Regions from separate parts of the Homo sapiens genome. Here regions 1 and 3 are each linked to region 2. The links are chromatin contacts, found by Hi-C or POLR2A ChIA-PET in ENCODE. All regions are on one chromosome and are shown on one strand. The core of a region is the stretch at or near the end of the contact, and the rest is flanking DNA. Distances in the headings are between cores, read along the strand shown.

Region 1 (2,707 bases), core at 124-2,623, 2.7 Mb after region 2:
CTATGACTATGCTTGAGAGTGTGATTTTAGGAGTACAAATGGAAATTCGCAGAAACCTAGGTGCAGATGTTGCAGGGGCAGGTGAGTTAGTGTAACTTTGTGGGAAGACTAAAACCGTTCTGTAACGACTGTGAGGGTGTTTTTTGATAAGCAGAAGTGACGTATAATGCCGGATATTGGTTCTGGTAAGCCACAAAAAAGTGTGAAGCATTTTGCGTCTTCCTTTTTGGTAGTAGAGCATACATACCCTTCTTATCTGCCGAATTTGATGATTTAATGATTTGAACGATTTTTTCTTCAGTCATTTAAGCCAGTTTTGATGAATCCTAGATTAGTCTTTTAAATCTCAAGATACTCCACTCATCTTTTGGCAACTTTAAAGGGTGGTAGAATTACACTTTGTGTGACACTTTGTATTACATTATGTTTATGAATTCTTTAAGTCTAGGAAAGGTTCCATTATTTTAAAGGTCCTATTTTGGGGACAATATAAAGTTCTGTACTGATAAACTGGTCATGAGAAATGATAAGGTGCCACCACTTTAAACCAACTCTGGTAACGAGGTGGGAAGTTGGCTTTTTGTTGTGAGACTTGTGTTTCTTTATGGAGTTCTTTGTTAAACTTTTAGCATGGCAGTGAACTTCCTTTTGGTGGCGGCAGGAAGCATAAATACTCATTGTGTAATGCCATTTGCCTGTTTTGGCGGATCTGCCAAGCCATGACACCCAAAACAAGACGCGTGTTTCTTCACGAAAACTACAGTTCCCAGCGGGCCCGGCGCCGGCGGGGCCATCACTTCCCCTCTGGCTCCCGGCTGTCCCTTCCCGGGCTGGCCCGGCGCGGGCCCTGGCTGGGGCCTGCGCAGTGACTACGTGCACCCTCCCCACCCCGCCCAACTCTGGTGGCTGCGGAGCGCGGTGCTGGGGCTAGTGCCCAGCCGTGCTGCAGTATACGGAGGCTGGCTGCTAGGGACAAAGGGCGGGCGGCGGAAGCCGCTTCACTGGTCAGGGAGCTTTCTGCAGGGTTAGCCTTGGAATAGTGTGGTGCCGACGGCCTTACCCTCTTTACTACACAGTGCAAACAGTTCCTCGCTCACGTCCTCTCGCTCCGCGGCGCCGGCCCGCCCTGCCCCTCAACTGGCGAGCCGCACCGCCGGCCCCAGCACGGAGGGCATGTGACGGCGTCAGTGCCTCAGGTTAGACTCACCTCGGCCGCAGCGAGGGCTGGCTTCCCCCTGCCGCAGTGCTGCGTGCCGTCGCCGCACGTCCGGGGCAGCTGGGGCCGGGCGCCGCGGCCTCCGCAGATGGAGGTACAAAAACATCGGCCACGGCGAGGAGCCATGACTGAGGCGGCGGCGGCCGCGCCTCCTGGCGGCCCGCGGGGGCGGCGCGGCGGGCGCCCCCTGGCGGCGCGCCGGGGTGGAGCGGCCCTTCGCCGCCGCAGCCGCAGCCGGCGGAGGCGCTGCTGTCCCTCCTCCCCGTGTCCCCGGCGCTCGCCCGCTTGCTCGCTCGCTCCATTCTCCCTCCGCTTCAGATTAAAGGGGGGGAGGGAAAAGGAGCTCGGCCGCCATTTTCCCAGTGCCGCCGCCACCGCCGCCACCGCTCGCCGAGCCGGCGGGAGAACCGAGCACCGTAGCGAAGCCGACTCGTCTCGCCGCGGCGGCGCGGGGGGCGGCTGAAGCGCGCTCCCCGGCTGGAAAGAGGCGGCCGGGGGTGGCGGCCTGGGTGCGGGTTCGGGCTGCAGACGGCGGTGCTTGTTTGTGCGGGGCGGGGGGGCGGTTTCACTCTCTGCCCCCGCCCGCCCGCCCTCCCGGCCGGGCTGCGGTCTCCAGCCGTGCTCGGGCCCCGTCGGTGCGGAGCAAGGCCGGGAAAGGGCCCGAAAGAGAAGAAAAAGCAGCCGCTCCCCGCCGCCGCCTTCCCCTCCCCCTCTGCCTCGCCCCCCCGCCCGGAAAGTCAGGGCGGCTCCGGGCGTCGGGGGGAGGAGAGCGGCGGGCCCGGGCCGGAGCCGCCGTCGCGCGCCCCCGCCCGCCGCTGGCCCTCGGCGCCCAGGCCGGGGGGCTGTTTGCAAACTGCGCCCATTTTGTGGGGCTGAATCCGCCCGGGCTACGCTCCTCCATCACGTGGTAGGTGCTGCTGCTGCTCCTCTCCTCCTCCTCCTGCTGCCCTTTCTCCTTCTCCTCGCTCTCCCTGTGGCTCCCATTTCTCTCTCTCTTTGTTAGTTGTAACTAGAAAGGCAGGGCAGGGTAGAAAAATCCCCCGGAACTTTAAATGGCCTCTCCGGGCTTCCCTGCTGCGGGTCCGGGCTGGGAGTCGCCCCAAGGGCGGGGGTGTGCGGGGGCCCTTCCCCAGGAGCTGCCGCCTCGTTCGCCAGCTTTTCCTTTGGCGTTCTATTTAAAAAGGCGGCCTGAAGAACATGATTTATTCCCGTAAAAGAACCCCCCAAACAAACTCTGGCTCTCGCCTTGAACTTCTCTTGACTGCAAAAGGCCTTTCTCTGCTCGAAACACACATCTTGGCGCGTTGCACGGTTTGTATCACAACTCTGATTGTTTCATTTATTATTTTTGTTGCCTGTAAATTCAGGTCACTTACGTTTTCAGATGTAGTCTCCCTCAGGCGGACTTTTTTTTTTTTTAAACTAAAGAGGAAGAGGGATTTATTTGCTTTTAAGTGAGTTGGAATCTTAACTGCCTTTTTGGGGGCCTGT
Region 2 (3,023 bases), core at 195-2,694:
GATAGGCCTGCCCCAGAGACAGCTGTCTCAATAGCTTGATATAGTCAGCAGTGGCAACCTTCACCATTCAAAACCAAACCAAAGTTCACTTCTTTGGGCACAGCTTTAATCAGCTTCTCAGAATGGAACAAGAACCCACACTAATACCAAAGCAGGTACAGGAAAGGTTTATACCCAGATCACCAAGTAATCAGATGGGGGAAATTTTATTCTGCTAAAATACACTCACAGCTACACACCCTAAATGGAGTGGGCCAGTCAGCCCCGGAAACCGACTGGAATAGCCATCCAAGGAGAGCCATCTGTAACATGGCTTTTTTGAAATAATTTTTAGTGCAGTGGTTCTCAAACTTGGCTGCACGGTGGAATCATCTGGAGAAGTCTTAAAAGATACAGATGCCTGGGTTCCACCCCCATTCCCAAAGTCTGATGCAAATGGTCTAAGGTGCAGCCTAGGCATCAGGATTTTAAAAAGTTCCCTGGATGATTCTAACGTGCAGCCACTGTTGAAAACCACTGTTTTAGTGGGCTGTCTCTATGGCCAGGACAGACTGGGGATAAAAATCAAATCCAGACTCTCTGACCACATTCCAAAGCCAAGATAGCTTGGTTCACAGGCCCAGATAAACAGGGGTTACCTTCATCACATCCTACAGCCACCTCAAAGAGCCTACATCATCAGGACGCCAAGCTCCCCTGGGTTCATTCATTAAACACTGATGGCGTCCACACCATACACCTGGTACTACAGAGCACTGCGGCGCGGCACCTTACCAGAGCTGGAGAAATGAATAATGCCCCGGCGGTCTGCATTTTTTCAGTCTGCAGAGGGGGAAAAAATAGTAATAATAATCCCACTGAGACCCTGGTTGTTTGCTTATAATGACGACCTTTGGTCGTCCCCTTCACCCCCGTCCGTCCTCCCTAGACCACGCTCTTCCTTGCACCGTGCCCCAGCTGAGGAGGGCATTAGAGGTCAGAGGGACAGAGCAGTGGGTCTTCAAAGCAAAGTCATGGAGATCGGAAGTCAAGGAAATGTGCCCAAGCCCCAGGAAGGAAATGTTGCGAAAGGGAATGGTCTCTCGGGAAGACTGGAGGCGGATACTGGGCAGGTGTCGCGCAGGATCCTGCCCATCTTACACAGCAGTCCCCGACCCGCCCCAGCCGAGGCAGTCAATCGTTCATTACCGTTGGTAATTAACATTCATTGATAAGGCCATATCTAGATTGCCATAGCCTCTCCCAGCACTGGGGGGAAATACCCCTCCACACTGCCCAGCCCACAACCCTGCCTATTGCTGGCTCCCGGCCCCAAGTCACCTGCACTCCTACTACCCTGCAACCCCTGCTTGGCCCACAGCGCTCGCCCGGCTCAAGGTGACAGACTCACCTCCCAGCTTTAGCCCTTGGTCTCAGCGCTCAGCTTCCCCCACCCACGTGTCCTGGACCTTCTCCATTCTCATTGGCCGTAATATCCCCGCGTCCCCATTGGTTGACGTCATCGATTCCCCACTCTTATTGGCTTTCCGCAGCTGCTTCCTCTCCCTCCACAGGAGCTTCGTGGCAATTCCCGCCTCCATGCGGATAGAGGCGGGGCTTTCCTACGAGATCTGGATTACGATTGGCCGATCCCTGAAACGCTCGACCATAGAGTTGGCGGGACTCAGAGGTTCCATAACCTCGCGCACAAGATGGCGACCAAGGTGTACGCTGAAGAAAAAGGCGTGGGAGAGATGACGGGACGTGTGACGCAGTCAGACACATGACTTTGGCCCCGAGCCTTCATTCGGGCGCTTGGGCCACGGGGCGCGTTGCATGTTGGGATTGGTAGTTGCGCTGAGGGGGGGGGCCCAAGGACAGCTGAGATCCCGCGAGATATTCTAGGCCGGGAGAGCCGATGCCTTTGCAGTAATTCCCACCGTGGAGGTTTGTGGAAAGACCGCTTTCCATGGAGAGTAAAGGCCGGCTGGAAAGTCCCCAAGCGGTGAGCGCAGTTTTGTGGACCTCAGCCGGTGTTCAGCAGTCATGGACTATCATCCAGATGGCTTTCTAAAACATTTGTTGGGCCGGGTGCAGTGGCTCACGCCTGTAATCCCAGCACTTTGGGAGGCCGAGGCGGGCGGATCACCTGAGGTCAGGAGTTCGAGATCAGCCTGACCAGCATGGTGAAACCCCGTCTCTACTAAGAATACAAAAATTAGCCGGGCATGGTGGTGGCGCGTGCCTGTAATCCCAGCTACTTGGGAGGCTGAGGCAGGAGAATCGCTTGAACCCGGGAGGCCGAGGTTGCAGGGAGCCGAGATCGCGCCACTGCACTCCAGCCTGGGCAACTGAGCAGGATTCCGTCTCGGGGGAAAAAACAAACAAAAAAATTGTTTATTTTGTAAAAACAACACTGAAAGAATGAAATAATATCCCTATAGAAAAACGAGCAAAGGATAGGAACAGGCAATTCAGTAAGGAAGAAATATGAATTGCAGGAACGAATGTCAGCCTTCCTAATCAAAGAAATATAAGTTTAAACGCTCCGCTTAGTACTGCTCAAAACAGCAGAGTTCTTTTTATTAATGTGAGCCACACGCTCTCCTATATTGCTGGTGAGAGGATGAATTAGAAAACCTTCCTTGAAAGCAGTTTGGCAATATTTATTTTTATTCAAAGGCTGTGAATGGGCCATCCTCTTTGACCCAGTAATTCTTGAGTAACTAAGAGCCTTTAAGCTCTCCATCCACTTTTCATCCAGTAATATCACTTCTAGGAATTTATTTTGAAGAATCAGAAATGCAGATTCTTTTAAAAAGATGTGCATTTGCAGAGTTTGTCGAAATTGGAAACAAGTAAATGTTCCACTGACAGTAAAAGGTGAAATAAGTTATGATATTTTCACTTGATGAAATAAGCAGAAATAAAACAGGAAATAAAATCATGTGTTTTTTTTGAGACGGAGTCTCGCTCTGTTGCCAAGCTGGAGTGCAGCGGCGCTATCTCGGCTCACTGCAAGCTCCGCCTCCCGGGTTCACGCC
Region 3 (2,700 bases), core at 132-2,631, 2.4 Mb before region 2:
TCGCACAGTTCAGCATGTTTCCAGTAATAGTTCTGTACTTCCCAAAAAGATTGCTGCCACTTCTCCTACAAGCACCCGAAGGCGGCTCTGGTAAGCAGCTGACATTAACTAGGTCAGCATTTGTGTAATAAACATGGCCTGGGTAATTCTCGGTGAGCTTTCCTCTGCCCCCTTTATCTAAAATTTCACAGGCCTCTACACACGCCCATCTCCCTTTCCCGAATGTCCTTTTTTCTCTTCAGCACTTGTCACCAACAAACCTGAAGTTTACTCGTTTATCTCCTCTATCTTGTCTCTGCCACTAGCACACAAGCGCCAAAAGGCAGGGATTTTTGTCAGTTTTGTCCATTGCTGTGTCTCCTCCAGTGCCTAGAACAATGTCCGGGACTCTCTCAAGAAAAGCCTGGTATAGAATTTAAAGGGATAGCAAAATGTGTGCAAAAAGTATGATCAATCACGCAGGGTTTGCCATTGCCAGAAAGGGTATCTGGCAACTAACAGGTTCACCAATATTTGCTAAATGAACGGAATACACGATCATTCTCAAAACATGGTGGGTCTCATAGTCACATGGGGACATAGTTACAACGGAGATGCCCAGGCCCGTGCCCACGAATTGATTCCATCAACGAAATCGAATTCCTGAATCACAAGGAACTGAGGCAGGTGATCAAAAGACCACCCTCAGTTTGGGAAGAGGCTAGCGGAGTCGAGCAGCAGCGAAAGATGCTCACGACCACAGTTCGCAAAGCAGATACCCGAGCAGCGGCGCCTCCAGGGGCGGAGAAAGACGCGGTCCCCGCCCTCCAGGCACTTTCAGTCTGGAGCAGGGAGGCGAGGGACCCGCAGCTGCGACCCTCCGCGCCCGCGTTCTCGGGCTCCCTCCCACCTGAGCGCTCCCCGCCGCCGCAGGTCGCCCAGGCTCCGCCCCCCGGAGCTTCACCGCCCACCGCGCGCCCCGCCCGAGTGCGCCCAGCCCGCGCGCCGCGGCCTCCCTCACCCTCGGGCCTCGCAGACGCCGCAGCAACGCGTCCTCGTCGTTCTCGACGTCGCCGAAGACCAGCTCCTCCAAGCACCGCTCCACGGCCGGTTTGTCCTCCTCCAGCCTCAGGCGGTTCCGCTGCCGGAGCCGTCTCTCTTCCTCCGCCGCCGCGACTGCAATCGCAGCGGCCGCCGCGCTCGGCCGGGCCGGCGGTTTCCGCTGGGATGAAGGGGCAGGCTTTTGGGGAGGCCCGCCTGGCCCCGCTCCGGCTTTCCAGTCCGGCCTCATTCCGGGCTTCCGCTTCGGCTTCGCTCCGGTTCTCCGGTCCAGTTTCATTCGTCTCCTCCGCTCCGGCGGCATCGTTAGGTTTGAGGAGAAACGCAGGCGCTCACGTGGAACCTCGCTGCGCATGCGCCCAGGCCCCTCGCGGGCCGCCGCCGCCGAAGCCCCGGGGGCCGGAAGGAGCCTGCGCAGCCTCTTGCCACGTGACCAGCACTCCCTCCCTCTACGTAACTCCCGCTCCCCTACCCAGCCCCGCCCCGTGTGGGAGTTCCTCCGGGAGGGCCAATCTTCCGGGTGTAGGGGGAAGCGGCGTGACTGGAGTGGAAAATTTTTCCAACACAATTTCGCAGCTGCAACATATTGAAAGGAGCGCAAGAAACCCCGACTATACACTGGGACGGCTGAATGGAACTTCTGCTTTTCCTCTTGGCTGTAACCACTTGACTTGACACAAGCCCCAATACGCTTTCCACCCTTCGTCTTGGTACGGTCCTTGGAGTACGGAGCCTGCAGAGGGTCCCACGGTGGAAGCGAGAGAGGAGGGTATGTAGGGAAGTGGGCCAATCGGGGCGCGGGTCACGGCGCAGGCGCGCTGGGGAGGGAGGGCTATGCTAATGTTGTTGATATCCTGGGGCCACCCGAGTTAAAGGGGGGAAATCCGGGGGCTGCTGCACCCGCCACCGGTCTGGGCCCAGCCGGGGGCCCCCTGTAGTCGCCGCAGTCCCGGGGAGAGGCACCTGCCCCCAGCCCGGGGAGGGGGCGCCGCGGGCTCGGGGAGCACGGACAACCCCTACCCATGAGGCCCTGATGGAAAACACAAAGGATCTGGTGAGAGCCGAGCGCGGCAGCCGCTTTGTGTGCCAGGTGGGGGGGACGCCTGCAGCTCTCCGACCCCAGGAACCCCGCAGCTCCCTGACCCCGCTCCCTGGCCTGCTTCTCCATCCCACGCCCTCTCAACCTCCGGAGCCCCCCTCCCCCTTCCAGCCGTTAAACGATTCAGGGGTTCCCCTCCCCCCACCCCGTCAGCCTTGGACTCGTTGGGGTTCTCTCCATCTCCTCCACCCTTTGGAAGAAAAATTCGAGAAGAAAGTTTTTCTCTGCGTCCTGCCCCCGCCCCCTGCTCTGGCTAGGGGGGAAAGGCTGGATCCGAGACTTTTCCTTTTTTAGCCACCCAGGGTGGGAGAGTGGAGTAGTCCTCTCTTCTTGGCGGGGAGGGGGAGCACAGTTTCGTTGCTTTGCAGGGGAAGGTGTCTATCTGCCTTGGGGGCAGTGCCGCGAGGCGGTTTGCACGTGGAGGTGGAAATATTGAAAGGGGGCGGGGTGGGCACGTGCGGGAGAGGTGGGAGTGGTGTTTGGGAAGCAGCCTCCAAGGCTGCATATTTAAAAGGGTTTCAAGTCGGTGGACTTCTGTGACCATTGCGTTCTCCTTTGTGAAA

What was found. Hi-C counts contacts between places; a loop is a spot of excess contacts on that map. ChIA-PET counts read pairs that join two places held with the same protein, here RNA polymerase II (POLR2A). Pooled maps may share reads with other maps.
Region 1: a pooled map shows a loop between it and region 2 (20-fold over the local background). The contact joins the promoter of KANSL1-AS1 here to the promoter of ATP5MC1 in region 2. A Hi-C loop is called at or near these places in 6 of 50 pooled maps. POLR2A ChIA-PET finds 5 or more read pairs at or near these places in 2 of 52 experiments (BJ and HEK293T).
Region 3: a loop to region 2 is called in a pooled map, with 36 times the contacts of the local background. The contact joins the promoter of UTP18 here to the promoter of ATP5MC1 in region 2. A Hi-C loop is called at or near these places in 5 of 50 pooled maps. POLR2A ChIA-PET finds 5 or more read pairs at or near these places in 2 of 52 experiments (CD4-positive, alpha-beta memory T cell and Caco-2).

Annotation. Positions count from the first base shown.
Region 1 is chr17:46,192,239-46,194,945 of GRCh38, reverse strand. KANSL1-AS1 (KANSL1 antisense RNA 1) reads right to left here and starts at 1,373. Exons shown (of 2, transcript NR_034172.1): 1 at 1,208-1,373. KANSL1 (KAT8 regulatory NSL complex subunit 1) reads left to right here and starts at 1,517. Exons shown (of 15, transcript NM_015443.4): 1 at 1,517-2,123.
Region 2 is chr17:48,891,208-48,894,230 of GRCh38, reverse strand. ATP5MC1 (ATP synthase membrane subunit c locus 1) reads right to left here and starts at 1,444. Exons shown (of 5, transcript NM_005175.3): 1 at 1,321-1,444; 2 at 775-822. The coding sequence starts at 813. It overlaps LOC105371814 (a long non-coding RNA gene), which reads left to right. Exons shown (of 4, transcript NR_135674.1): 2 at 1,554-1,984. RefSeq lists enhancers at 642-691, 732-841, 1,422-1,541, 1,552-2,011, 1,649-2,628.
Region 3 is chr17:51,259,227-51,261,926 of GRCh38, reverse strand. UTP18 (UTP18 small subunit processome component) reads right to left here and starts at 1,381. Exons shown (of 14, transcript NM_016001.3): 1 at 1,001-1,381. The coding sequence starts at 1,342. It overlaps MBTD1 (mbt domain containing 1), which reads left to right and starts at 1,878. Exons shown (of 17, transcript NM_017643.3): 1 at 1,878-2,092. RefSeq lists an enhancer at 311-360 and silencers at 831-1,020, 1,371-1,480, 1,821-2,140.